Regions from separate parts of the Homo sapiens genome. Here region 2 is linked to region 1. The links are chromatin contacts, found by Hi-C in ENCODE. All regions are on one chromosome and are shown on one strand. Each heading gives the region's core, a stretch centred on a gene start or an enhancer-like site at or near the end of the contact. The rest is flanking DNA. Distances are from core to core; before and after follow the strand shown.

What was found. Hi-C counts contacts between places; a loop is a spot of excess contacts on that map. Pooled maps may share reads with other maps.
Region 2: a loop to region 1 is called in a pooled map, with 11 times the contacts of the local background. The contact joins the enhancer-like site here to the promoter of LINC02327 in region 1. A Hi-C loop is called at or near these places in 4 of 37 single-sample maps with no recorded cell type and 4 of 50 pooled maps.

Annotation. Positions count from the first base shown.
Region 1 is chr14:28,826,914-28,834,118 of GRCh38, forward strand. LINC02327 (long intergenic non-protein coding RNA 2327) reads left to right here and starts at 3,322. Exons shown (of 4, transcript NR_184199.1): 1 at 3,322-3,589; 2 at 5,093-5,147. It overlaps LINC02281 (long intergenic non-protein coding RNA 2281), which reads right to left and starts at 3,240. Exons shown (of 4, transcript NR_187181.1): 1 at 3,161-3,240.
Region 2 is chr14:29,853,997-29,861,201 of GRCh38, forward strand. The region is part of intron 1 of PRKD1 (protein kinase D1); the gene reads right to left. Among named protein-coding and RNA genes, the nearest start is that of PRKD1, 70 kb to the right of the region's middle. Within about 2 kb of position 3,740, at least 2 of the 41 ENCODE cell types and tissues checked have a DNase peak (open chromatin) inside an H3K27ac peak, as active enhancers do.

The DNA of each region.
Region 1 (7,205 bases), core at 2,072-4,571:
AGCAGTTAATATCGTTTTCCAAGTTACTGGGACTTCATTACTTATTCTTTTTTAGACTTTTTTCTTTCTGATCTGTATTTAGGATAGTTTCTACCACTGTCTTCAAGTTCATTGATATTTTTCCTATCATGCCTAATCTACTGTTAATTTCATCCAGTGAATTTATTCTTTAATACATTTATTTCTCTAGAAGTTTGACACTTTTTGTCCTACATTCTATGTGTTCCTTCATTATGTTCATGTTACTCTTTACATGCTTGAGCCGTGTTTTGGTAGGTTTTTAAATGTTGGTGTCTGCTAATTTCCTCATTTCTGTCATTTGTGATCTATTTGTAGTGACTGGTTTTTCTCCTAGATGTGGATTTAATTTTCCTGCTTTTCCATGTATATAACAGTATTTGATTGAGTGCTGGACATTATGAATTTCATGCTGTTGAGTGTCATATTTTTTGTCTTCCTTCAAAATATGTTGCTCTTTGTTCTGGCAGGCAGTTAAGTTTCTTGCAGTCCAGTTTTGTCCATTCTAGCCCTTCTTTAAGGCTTTAGTAGGGTGAATTTAGAACAATCTTTACTGTATGCCTACTATAGCCCTCTTGGTATTTTTACAGAAAGTTCTGAGTATTCAGTGAATAATGTATACTCTGGCTTCTGAGAACTTGAACTTTTCCCAGAGCTGCGTAAGAGCTGGAAATTGTTTGACACACAGCTTCCTTTTTGCTTTTTGCCTTGGCCTATATACGCATGACTTAGTGTTCAGCAACTGACTCTGAGATGATTGTAAAGATTTCCTGATTTACTTATTTATATGTTCTCTCCTTTCCTGTTGTCTTCCATTCAGAATTTCAGGCTCAAAAACTCTAAGCACTCTGATCTCTGTCTACACAACTCAGTGTAACCACCTAGCTCTGCTTGGAATCTACCTCCTGACAATGTGGTTCAGAAAGTTCTTCGGTGGAGAAATCCAGTTTGATTACAAGACTCACCTAAATTTTTTTTCTTCTCTTACTGACTATAATCATATAATATGTGTTGTAGGATGTCTGCAAACTCTTTATTTGCATTATTTTTTCTATTTTTCTAGTTGGTTATAGTGCACAATTAAGTCTTGCTCCATTCACCCTATCATGACAGAAGCATAAACCCCATGTACTGTACTGAATTCTGTCATAATCAGTGACAGCTTTTTTTCTTCTAATTCTTTTCCAAATCCTGCCAGTTTGCAATTTATTTTCTTTTATTGTTTTGCTGTCTATTCTTTGAGTTCTGTCTTTCTGCTTTGTGTCTTCCTTCATAGTGGAGTTTGCTTTATAAAATATTTTAAAATGCTTGCTAAAATATTTGCTATGATTTTACTTGCTGTTTCATGCTTTCCTGTTAAGTATTCTTCTCTTTTGTTGCCTGTACTTTACTTTCTTCCTCCTTTAATGTCTTCCTATTTTTCAGTATCTATTGTTGAATTATTTTGTATTTCTTAATATGTGCAAGAGATTTTTGTGCTGGAGAACAATAGGAATTGATATGTAATTTTTCTGGCTTTCACAACAAAAAGTCTCCTTTCTACTCAAATACCACAGAAAAACGCCTTTAGAACATGTGCAGTGTCTGTGTCATTATTTGTATATTATTGCTTCCTCTATTCTTGGAACCAGACTGGGTCCAGTAATGCTATTGCTGCCAGTCTATCTTACTCCAGTTCATGCACCCATAGCAGAAATAAGATGATAGATTTTTGCATTTCTGGGCTTATCCCTCCTCTTCAGGAAGTATATCTTTTGCCAGAAAATTTTGAGATTTGATATTATAAGGCTCCCTCTTTGCTTATATTCCTCTCTACGGTTTTTAATTTTTGTTTTATCCCATATAGCTTTTGTGATCTCTTTCATCAATTTGGAAGCTATGATTATAAATGTCTTCCAATTTGCCAAAAATTGGAGTTCCGCATGATTATTAAAAATTTTTTCTATTTTCAATTATTTTTGAGAAAAGAAATGCAGAATCCTGATTTCTGCAGCTATATTCATACCAGAAGTATCATTCTTTTGTTGATTCTTTAATGCCTTTAGAGTGTCATGCTTTAATGCCTTTATACAGTTACAAGTTAGAGAATTTTTACCTCCATGGAACTTATAACTTGAATGTACTGTAGGTACTGGATGATCAGTGCTGTGAGATTAAAACTATAGATTCAAATATCTCAGATAGAGATTTGTAATCATTTGCATAATCAGGATGAGTACATTGTCAAAAATGAGGGAGAATGTTAAGGATACTGGTTAAAGAGGAAGCAGAAGTGTCAGAGTTGAGTGACTGCTTAGAAACTGAGAAGCATGCAGAAACCAGTTATTCAGATGGAGCAATTAATCCAGGGCAGGTAAGAGGCAGAGACACTGTGCTAAAGATGAGAGAATCTTGGCCCAGCGCGGTGGCTCACGCCTGTTATCCCAGCACTTTGGGAGGCCGAGGTGGGCATATAACCTGAGGTCAGGAGTTGGAGACCAGACATGACCAACATGCAGAAACCCCGTCTCCACTAAAAATACAAAATTAGCCGGGCGTGGTGGCGCATGCCTGTAATCCCAGTTACTTGGGAGGCTGTGGCAGGAGAACCGCTTGAAGCCGGGAGGTGGAGGTTGCAGTGAGCCGAAATCGCGCCACTGCACTCCAACCTGGGCAACAAGAGCGAAACTCGGGAAAAAAAAAAAAAAAAGACAGGAGAATCTTAAAACCAAGAGAAAGCCTGCTCTCTCTCTCTCTATACATATATATATATATATATATATATATATATATATATATATACATATTTTTCTTCTTTGAAACGGAGTCTCGCTGTGTCGCTAGGCTGGAGTGCAGTGGCATGATCTCATCTCACTGCAACCTCCAACTGCTGCCCGGTTCAAGCGATTCTCCTGCTTCAGCCTCCCGAGTAGCTGGGACTATAGGCCCGGCCACCACAACCAGCTAATTTTTTTTTTTTTTTTTTTTTTTTTTTTAGTAGAGACGGGGTTTCACCATGTTAGTCAGGATGGTCTCTATCTCCTGACCTCGCGATCCGCCCGCTTCGGCCTCCCAAAGTGCTGGGATTACAGGTGTGAGCCACTGTGCCCGGCTGAAAGCCTGATATATCTTTCTACCATAGCAAGAACTAGCAGCACCTTACCCAGTATGAGACCGACCCAGGTCTGCCTTAATATATATACCGTAATATATACCTAACAGTTTTTTTTTTTTTTTTGAGAGGGAGTCTCGCTCTGTCGCCCAGGCTGGAGTGCAGTATCGCGATATCGGTTCGCTGCAAGCTCCGCCTCCCGGGGTCACGTCATTCTCCTGCCTCAGCTTCCGGAGCAGCTGGGACTGCTGGCGCCCGCCACTACGCTCGGCTAATTTTTTTGTGTTTTTAGTAGAGACGGGCTTTCACCGTGTTGGCCTAGCGGTTCTCCAACTCCTGACCTCATGATCCCCCCGCCTCAGCCTCCCAAAGTGCTGGGATTACAAGCGTGAGCCACCGCGACCCGCCAACACTCTTGACAACAGTGCTGTGCTAAGAACTTGGGGGACTTCAAAAAGTTCACCAGTTCCTGTGTCCATGGTAGGTAAACATTTTTAAAAGTACCTTTTTATTTATCTTTTCATATATTTATTTCGCTCTATCGTAACAATAAGCTGTATACTTCATATGTACAAGTCAGTTGCCTTTTGGTCTGATTTTCAGACTAATAGAGTCATATCAGATTCTTACCTTATGATATTGCTCAGGAAGATTAGCTGAAGTTCAAGGCAAGAGCAACTTAAGTAGGACAGATCTTTGAAAGATTTTTCAAAATCCGTAGGAACAATAACTCAAGTAAGGTAAATCTCTATAAAATTCTAGAAGATGTGTGTCTATAATTTAGGAGGCCAAAGACATTTTTAAGAGAAGGAAATAAAACTCTGTAGCTTGAAGTTTGGAAGCCTCAGGAAAAAAGCCTATAATTTCAATGGGATTTCTTAATAATAGTATTTTAGAGAACAAGTTTACAGCTACCTTTAGACAACATGAAAGAAGCTCACAAGTAATCTCCCAGGAGATGACATTGAATAGATTGGGACACCAAGGAAGATACTTAACTTTAACGAGTTTAAGTATCATACATATTTACTTTTAAGGTGTTCATTTCTTTAAAACAATGTGATGAAAATATAACATAATAGGAATGTATGTCCTATTTTAGAAGTAGGGCAAAGCAGGCTGTTTAATACAAAATTGTGAGTGAGATAATTTGAAGCTAAGAAAACATAAATACAGTATGAGCCCACATACCATGAAAAGGTAACAAATAGGGAAGGGAAACAGCGGGGAAAACCCCAGAGCATTTAATCTTATTTTATGGTGGCATTCATGTACTGAAAAGAGTGAAAGAACAGCCCCCACACTTCCAGAAATGAGTCAGTTTCATGTCTCAAGCTGATTATAAACCATTCAAGGGCGGCAGCCTCCCACAGCTGACTTTAACTGTGATTAGAATAGAGGATGGTCGTTAGTTTGGGCATGCCATATGTGCCCTGAAGTCTCAAAGCCTGATCATCAGGTAAACTTGAAGTTTCTCTAGGACCAGCTTACAAATAACTTCATATATGTATCCTGAAAAAGACAGCTCATCAACAGGCCGGTCACATATGCTTAAACCATACTCCAAACCATTTGGCATGCACTAGAGCAATTTTACAAGTTTAGAAACTCCATCTTAATTTTAAACCACTTCAGTTCTCCAATCCTTTTCCCATCACAAAGAAAAGTATTCCATCTGATGAACGTAGGTCATACTGTTTCGTACAAATCCCCAGATTCTTGTGAGAATCAGAATTTTTATCAAACAGTATGGATTCAGGACCGCTTATGGTCTGAAAGAGGAAAAAAAAGTCCTAGTTAACGTTATTGTCTTTGATTACAAAGCCCCGAGTGGAGGTGCTTGTAAAAATCATTTTTTCTTATTTTTTTCTTCTTTAATAACACAAGGGATTTAATACTTAGAGAAATCCTTTTAATCCTTTCATTTGAACAGAAGTTTATTTATAATACCTATAATAAAGCATTTAAAATTTCTGTTTGCAGGGTGAAAAGATTTTCTACATCTTTCCTTGACTAGAAACAGAAGTCCTGAAACAAGGTATTCCCAGTCATGTTGCGCATTTTCAAGTATTTAGATGCAGCTATGAAATAACTTTTTAAATTCTGTGGTGAAGTTTGATTAAAATAATTATGATAGTATCAGAACCACAAGATAGTAAGTGTGTTCTCTCTTAGCTGGCAGACAATTAAAAACTATATACGGGATGTTTTTATATTAGGTATATCCCAGTATATACAACAGATTACTAAAATTATAAATTGTAGATTTGAAACATTGCAGACTGTGATTAAAGAAAAAAACTTCCTCTTCACAAAGTTATCATCTTATTTAAAACAAAATGTGGAAACATTTCCCAGTATAATTTATGACTACTTCATATTAACAAACAAATACACTTACTTATTTGTGGAATATTCATTGAAAAAATGGAATGTTGAATTTAAGATAAATAGAAGTTAGTATTTTAAATAATTATCTTTTTCCTGAGCTCAATTTAACCTGTTAAACCTCATTTAAAATTGATACATTTAAAATAATTCTAATGGAGGATTTGGAAAGAAAAATCCTTTCCCTCCCACACTTACAGAAGTGCAAACCAAATTAAAAGAGCATGTAACCCAAAGTTGCATAGTGATATATTCAAAAGGAAATTTCAAAATTTGAAGATGTGGATCATAATACAGGAGTTATATGTGTTCATTTTTCACAGTATGTCCTTAGCTTTGCTCTCAGATAGACAGATTTTAAAAGTAAGCTGAATTATTAAGGCTCCAGGATGCTTCCCACTCCTACCTCCACTATCATGACAATAATGAAATCTACTCCAATACAAATTCGCATTCCATTTTCTTTTAGGATGTTTATGGCAAAATTAAATTTTAACTTACTTTTCATGTGAAGTAAAAAGTAAGAATGGTCACTATGCCACTTCATTTTTCTTCCAAAGAAAAACAAATACAGCACATAATTAATCCAGGACAAGTAATCCAGGATTAACATAAGTGGCACTACACATTTCTGAAATGTCCTCCAAACTAAAGGTTTATAATGAGTGAGACAAGAAATTATAATTCACTCTATCAAAAATCTGAAGAGGGAGGGAATATTTTTGCTATGCACAAGCTGAATCAAGTTAATGAGGCATCTAACATTGCAAAAAGAACGTTGTCTATAAATAAATTCAGTCTGATTGGGATGTATTAGTTGTCTGATAATATTCTGTAGCCTACAGATGCTTTGGGTGGAATGTAGATTTCTTAAAAGAGAAAGGCCAATGGAATTACTTCAGCAAAGCTCCAGGTCATTTTCTTTAAATGGCATTAAAAGAAAATGTCCCTTTAAAATATTTTGCAATCACAACAATATTTTCAAAGTAATACATTTAGCATAAGACAAAATATGCTCATCAGCTGAAATCCACCGGAACTTTAGAATTTGGAAAAAATATCTTCTCACTCACTCATATTTTTTTTCCATTGAAATCTGTGTCTTAAGGTACTACTCATGGGCAACATACCTAAACTCTAGAGAATAGGAAGAACATGCACTTAGAATCTCTGCTGTTGCTCAGCCTAGACCTAAACCTAGTACATGTACTTATGCTTATTGTTTATGGGAGGGCTAGACTTTTATTAATGAGTACAAGTTATTTCTGACTAGTTACCAGATGTTCCTACAGAGTGGTGAGAATATAATTGTTCCAATCAAATTTAAAGTTCAGGTTAATGGAACTTGTTTTTTTAATAGGATTGTAGAATCTAGAAGTGGAATACATTTTATATTGTCTATTCTGTTACCTCCTCCTTAGAGAACTCTTAATTTGCTCATTTACTCAAATTTATAATAGCTCTAAAGATATGTCTCCTTTAAATCATTTTCCATATATTCAGCATAAAATTACTTTCATCATTTTTATCCCTCTGAAATTAGTTTTAAATGTAAACTGTATGAATCTTTACTGACAAAAGCTCCAAGAGTAGAGAAAGGTATGAAGTGAAATTAGAAGTACTCCCTTTTCTACACACCTAACCCATCTCCTAAAATTTTCAACTATTAACATTTTCTTGTGTATTATGTCAGAAATATTTTCAGGAT
Region 2 (7,205 bases), core at 2,490-4,989, 1.0 Mb after region 1:
TCTTTCTTTTGTAAATTGCCCAGTCTCGGATATGTTTTTATCAGTAGCATGAGAAAAGACTAATACAGTAAATTGGTACTAATACAGTAAATTGGAGTGGTGTGCTGCTGAACAGACTAATAAAGTAAATTGGAGTGGGGTGCTGCTGAAAAGATACCCAAAAATGTGGAAGCGACATTGCAACTGGGTAACAGACAGGGCTTGAAACAGTTTGGAGGGCTCAGAGACAGGAAAATGTGGGAAAGTTTGGAACTTCCTAGAGACTTGTTGAATGGCTTTGACCAAAAGCCTGATAGTGATATGGACAATGAAATCCAGGCTGAGATGGTCTCAGATGGAGATGAGGTACTTGTAGGGAACTGGAGCAAAAGTGACTCTTATGTTTTAGTAAAGATGCTGGTGGCATTCTGCCCCTGCCCTAGAGATGTGTGGAACTTTGAACTTGAGGGAAATGATATAGGGTATCTAGCAGAATAAATTTCTAAGCAGCAAAGCATTCAAGAGGAGACTTGAGTGCTGTTAAAGGCACTCAGTTTTAAAAGGGAAGCAGAGCATAAAAATTCAGAAAATCTGCCGCCTGACAATGTGATAGGAAACAAAGTACCATTTTCTGAGGAGAAATTCAAACTGGTTGAATAAATTTGCATAAGTAATAAGTAGCCAAATGTTAATCCCCAAGACAATGGGAAAAATGTCTCCAGACCATGTCAGAGGTCTTCACTGCAGCCTCTCCCATCACAGGCCCAGAGGCCTAGGAGAAAAAAAGTGGTTTCGTGGGCTGAGTCCAGGGTCTCCATGCTTTGTGCAGCCTAGGGACTTAGTGCCCTGCATCCCAGCCACTCCAGCCATGGCTCAAAGGGGCCAACAGGGAGCTTGGGCCGTGGCTTCAGAGGGTTGAAGCCCCAAGTCTTGGCAGCTTCCACATGGAGTTGAGCCTGTGAGTGCACAGAAGTAAAGAACTGGGGTTTGGGAACCTCCGCCTAGATTTCAGAGGATGTATAAAGACGCCTGGATGCCCAGGCAGAAGTTTGCTGCAGGGGCAGGGCCCTCATTGAGAAACTCTGCTAGTGTAGTGTGGAAGGGAAATGTGGGGTTGGAGCCCTCAACAGAGTCCCTACTGGGGCACCACCAAGTGGAGCTGTGAGAAGAAGGCCACCATCCTCCAGACCCCAGAATGGTAAATCCATTGACAGCTTGCACTGTGCACCTGGAAAAGCCACACACACTCAATGTCGGCCCATGAAAACAGCCAGGAGGGAAGCTGTACCCTGCAAAGCCATAGGGACGGAGCTGCCCAAGACCATGGGAACCCATATCTTATATCAGCATGACCTGGATATGAGACCTGGGGCCAAAGGAGATCATTTTGAAGCTTTAAGATTTGACTGCCCAGCTAGATTTCAGACTTGCATGGGGTCTTTAGCCCCTTTGTTTTGACCAATTTCTCCCATGTGGAAGAGCTGTATTTACCCAGTGCCTTTTACAGGATCATAGGTGAAAGGAACTTGCCTTGTCTCAGATGAGACTTTGGACTGTGAACTTTGGAGTTAATGCTAAAATGAGTAAAGACTTTGGGGGACTGTTGGGAAGGCATGATTGGTTTTGAAATGTGAAGACAGGAGATTTGGGAGGAGCCAGGGATGGAATGATATGGTTGGGCTCAGAGTTCCCACCCAACTCTCATCTTGTAGCTCCCATAATTCCCATATGCTGTGGAAGGGACCCAGTGGGAGACTGTTGAATCATGAGGGCTAGTCTTTCCCATGCTATTCTCCTGATGGTGAGTGGGTCTCATGAGGTCTGATGGTTTTAAAAATGGGAGTTTCCCTGCACAAGCTCTCTCTCTTTGCCTGCTGCCATCCATGTAAGACGTGACTTGTTCCTTCTTGCTTTCCACCATGATTGTGAGGCCTCTACAACCATGTGGAACTGTTAAGTTCATTAAACCTCTTTCTTTTGTAAATTGCCCAGTCCTGCGTACATCTTTATTAGCAGGATGAAAATAGACTAATATATGCACACTAATCCATCATAATAGAGTCATTCTCTTCCTTCAGTTTGGCTTCACTAGAACATATGCATCTGGATGAAGGATGGCACCATACAAAGAATATTGCATCCGATACCTCACATCACAAAGGGTATAAAGGAAGTTGAATGGGCCAATTGGAAAAATGCTAGAAAATCAAAAAATAGGTACCAGCCTATGCAGTCAAAGGCAAACTCTTTTTCCAAGTCTACAAGGAGTTTTTCACTTGAGACAAGCAGATCATTCTATATTCCAAATACAGCAACCTGAGCACCACTGCCAATTCCCCAATCCCTTTGAAAAAAGAAAAAAATTAATGCAGCCAATTGTTGAAATACTTGAATAACTGATTGTACAACCACAACCAAAGGTTTGCCATGGTCCCCAAGCAGAACAAAAAAGACACTAAAAACACAGATTTCTCACTAGGTATTTTTATAGGGGATAAAAGTAAACAATCAATGAAAGTGTCTCATGGAGAAGGAAATACAAATAGATAATTTTAGTGCCAGTTTTATCTGTCAGTAAAATCTGCAGCAATAAGCTCTGTTAATACCACAAGAGGAACCAATCAATGTATCGTGAGTTCAATGCACTAACTGACTGTTCATGTGTTTATCTAAATACTCAAGAGAGAAGGAGCCCAGATACCATGAAGTCCAGGAAAGAGTCCAAGTACCATGGGTCCTGAAGGCCTGCTGAAGTTTGGGTACCTAAAATAGGAACAGACTCCCGGGCACATCTCTGAGGCTGGTAAGCTAACATGAGTAAAATCACTCCACTGGAACTCCTGCTCCAAGTCTTTCTTCTGTAGCCTAATCCATTTGCCTCGGTATGCAGAACATCAAGAGTCACTTGGTGATCCTGAGTTAAAACAGCTCGAGCCTAACAAGGGAACAGTTCCTCTGGAATCACCAGTCACTTATTTCTGGGACAGTAGTAGGGAAAAGAAAAGAGACTTCAGGATCAAACAAACCCAAGTGTGATCAAACCCAACTGCATTTACTAGCCCTGTAATCTGGGGCAAATATCTTAACCTCTCACCTCCCTTGCCTTCTTTATCTACAAATGGTCTTCTTATGAACCCTTCAGGACTGTAGTAAAGACCAAATGGTATCATGAATATATGTGAAATACTAGCATACTTAGGCAGTCAGAAAACATAGTCATTAATATTGTCATTGTTATTGTCATTGTTTTGGCTCAACATGCTGACAGGCCAGAATATGGGCCTCAGGAGCATGAACCCTATCCACACTACCCTCATTTGCAACCACCCAGCTTATAAAAGGCAGAAAATAAAAATGCATGAGAGCCATCAGAGAAAACAACAACAACAAAAAAGAAACACCAGTTTTTTCATGGAAGGAAGAGAAAAAGTTAAAAAGCAAGGCTGCACACCTTACCTGGGCAGGAGACTGAAAGGAATTGTTGGCCTTCCTGACAGACCCAATGGCCTCCTGCCCACAGTAGGTCCTCTACATTCTCTGAGGATTTTCACATAGCTTTTTCAGGTAGCTCAAAATGCCAGCAATTAGTGATTCAAGTGTCCTCTTCAGAAAATGCAAATACCTTCGTTCAGGTTAGGGTTATGCTTATATTATGTCTCATTCATACACTTAGAAGAAGTTGTTCAGTCAAACTGCTCCCCTCTAAGAAAATGCTAGAATGCCACAAAGCACTTTTTATGAGTAAAGCAGGCTGCGGGGAGGAGAAAGGAGGACTGAAAAAGGCAGCGAGGGGAAACAGGGGAAGTCTAAGGTGGTGAAAATCTGATAGAAGAATGTGAAACCAAAACTAGCTTATTTAAAAATCTCCCTAAAAGATGACTGCCAATTCTACAGCAAAAGACTCCTCTCCACATTTTCTCTCATTTTCCTTGGTTCTGTCCTCCTAAGAACCAGAGTGGAGTCTCCTATCATAGTACCACAGTGAAATTTTTAACATGGGTTCAAGGAGATTCTGTGAGCCAGCTAAGAAATTTAACTTTAGTTGTTTAACTTTTTTTGTATGAGAAAACTAGTTCTGAGTTCATACAACTCACTTACATAAGTCACTGAAAGCAGAAAGTAAACTGTCTTGCTTAAGATCAACAATTATTTCATTAAACAAATAAATGAACAGATACATCAACAAATGAATAAATTAAGGGGAGGGCTTCCTGATTAGACTCACCCCTGATCTCAGTTTGGTTTTCTTCTAAGCACCTATCACCATCTGACCTCATAATTCATTGACCATCTTCCCTACTAGAACATAAACTCTATGAGGGTACAAACTGGTTTTTACACTACTGTTGTCCTCACCTATAATAGTGTATGGCAAATTGTACATGCTCAGTAAATATTTGTTGAATAAGTGAATAGCTGAACTGAACAGGAAATGTCTCTATAAGACCTTTGAGGTTTAACCCTAAGACTTTAAGAGTAATGCTCCAGTTCCCTCCCTCGCCCAGTTCCCCATTTCTAGTTTCACACCAGAAGAACATGACTACGTTCTGAGCTTGTGATCATTTCCCTTTAAATAATGCCCTATGGATCACTTCGAAACACTAGAGATTACTTGTCATGATACTGGTTACTGTCCCTACTTTTCCCCTGGGATTTTTTTTTTCTTAATGGCAAACCTTCAAAGAGGTTCCACCTGCACCAAAAATAGAAAATTCCACATAAATATAATGGCTTTCCCTGCTCTTTTTTAAGTACCTTAAACTCATTATCTTTTATCTTTGAGAAGATCTCTGAAGCCAAATCACACAGAACTGAAAGATATTCTCATTTCTTTTTCCATAGGAAAAACAAAAACAAAAAACTCTGCTATTTAGAAAAAATGCTGGGAGGGGGCACTATAACCTATTGCACCTATAAGTGTCTGTAAGTCACTTCCCCTGGCACCATCTGCTTCCAATATTACAAGTCTCCTCTATTTGAATAATGACACAATACCTTTTCCCCCTAATTGATTACTATCTTTTTAATTACAAAAAGGTCTTTACTACTAAACCAATGGCAAAAAGCAGGTCATACTAACTGTTATAAAATAATATAGCATTTCCCCACTTGCAAAGATTCATACATTAAATGTCTGATAATTCTCAAAATCAGTTAGGCCATCAAAAGTCAAAGCCAAGCTGCTTGTAAATCACATTTAAAAATCTGACAGTAAGCTGGGCGCCGTGGCTTATGCCTGTAATCCCAGCACTTTGGGAGGCCGAGGCGGGTGGATCACGAGGTCAGGAGATTGAGACCACCCTGGCTAACATGGTGAAAGCCCGTCTCTACTAAAAATACAAAAAGAAATTAGCCAGGCGTGGTGGCTCACACCTGTAATCCCAGCACTTTGGGAGGCTGAGGCGGGTGGATCACGAGGTCAGGAGATTGAGACCATCCTGGCTAACACGGTGAAAACCCATCTCTACTAAAAATACAAAAAATTAGCCGGGCATAGTGGCGGGCGCCTGTGGTCCCAGATACTCAGGAGGCTGAGGCAGGAGAATGGCATGAACCCAGGAGGCGGAGCTTGCAGTGAGCTGAGATCCTGCCACTGCACCTCAGCCTGGGCAACAGAGCAAGACTCTGTCTCAAAAAAAAAAAAAAAATCTGACAGTAATAATGTCTTTATATTCAGTCAACAAGCTTCCTCATGTAGATAAATAAGTAAAATAAAATAAACTTCACTTTATAACTCTAATCTCATTATAAGAATTCGAACACAGAAAAGGAAATTTATTAACTAATTACTATGAAGTTATATGGCTTGGTAGTAAACATTCAAAGCATGCAAAAAGACGTGGAATTCTTCAGTTGGAGACAATACTCAGGAAATAATATAGTTTTTTAAATAATTAATTATAACATACTCAGTCTAAGATATTTCTTTAAAAACAATGCATAATTAAAATTATTCACATATATCTGAATGAGTAAACAGATTTTGAATGGAACCAAATACATTAAAGTGTACTTGTGAGTTTTTAGAACACTTTCTTATATAATTCAGTACTAGTCAAATTAACTCTTCATTCCTAGAGACTTAAGGGCAAAAGGTTGCAAGGCTTAAGTAGTAGTTTTGAAAAATTAACACTTTACTACTCAGAATACATGTGAATAAATGTGCCACATCTACAATCTGCAAAACAAGTTCACTTCTTTCTGCTGTGGGTGCTATTCCTGAAAAAATCAAAGCGATTATAAAACAGGCACCTTGTTTTTTTAGACATGACCCACTGTGTTGCAGCGAAGGCTGCGGAGGGAAAAAAGTTCTATTGCAGCAAGCAAATGGCTACACTTTTCTGAAAGAATGAAATCCAAACTAAATCACATCGTGTGTAGCTCAGAAAGGGACATGAAGATACTCTTCTTAATGTAAGGCAAGATAGGTGATATATCTCCTAATGGTAAAAGCTGCAAGATAAGAAAGAGGTCTTGCCTGAGAACCAGCTACTCAGAGTTGCTGCAATCAACCCAAGAAACACTACATTGAGATATCACGTTAATTCAAACTTGAGCTCATTCAGCTCAAATATCACCTGGGGAAGTTGTTGCCCAGAGCTGATACAGGAAGATACTTGTTTTACAGCTATAACTTTAGAAATTAAATTTAAATTACTGATATAATTTTAAGATTCCATGTATTGCAAATGCCTTTTCACTTAATAAACATACCTATGTGTATTTAAACATGTACAATTTAGGAACTGCCTTTAAAATATTACCTCCTGTCCTTTTAAGTAGGTGTTCTTCCTCTCCCTTCATAGATAAGGAAACAGATACTTAAATAATTTAAATGACATTCCTAAGGGCACTGGATAATAAGTTGACTCAAATTTAGGTTATTTGACTCCAGGAGCAACTGACATTCCACTAAACCAACTTTCCAGCTTTTCCCAGATCTTTATCTTCCCCAATTATGGGTTAATTCCGTAATTAGTTTAAAAATTCCACACTTACTAAAAGAATATACCAGTCCAATTTTCGAACCTAGATGAAATGGACCTCCCCTTCCATTACTTACTTTTTAATATTTGTATTAAAAATTATTTCAAAATATACTAAACAAGCCAAATTAAACTCATTTGTCTGCCAGAATAAAGTACAAATGGCAAAATTTAGCCCAACAAACTATGACTAGCACCTCTTAAACTGAATATAACTTATAGCAAATGACAGCTTTGAAG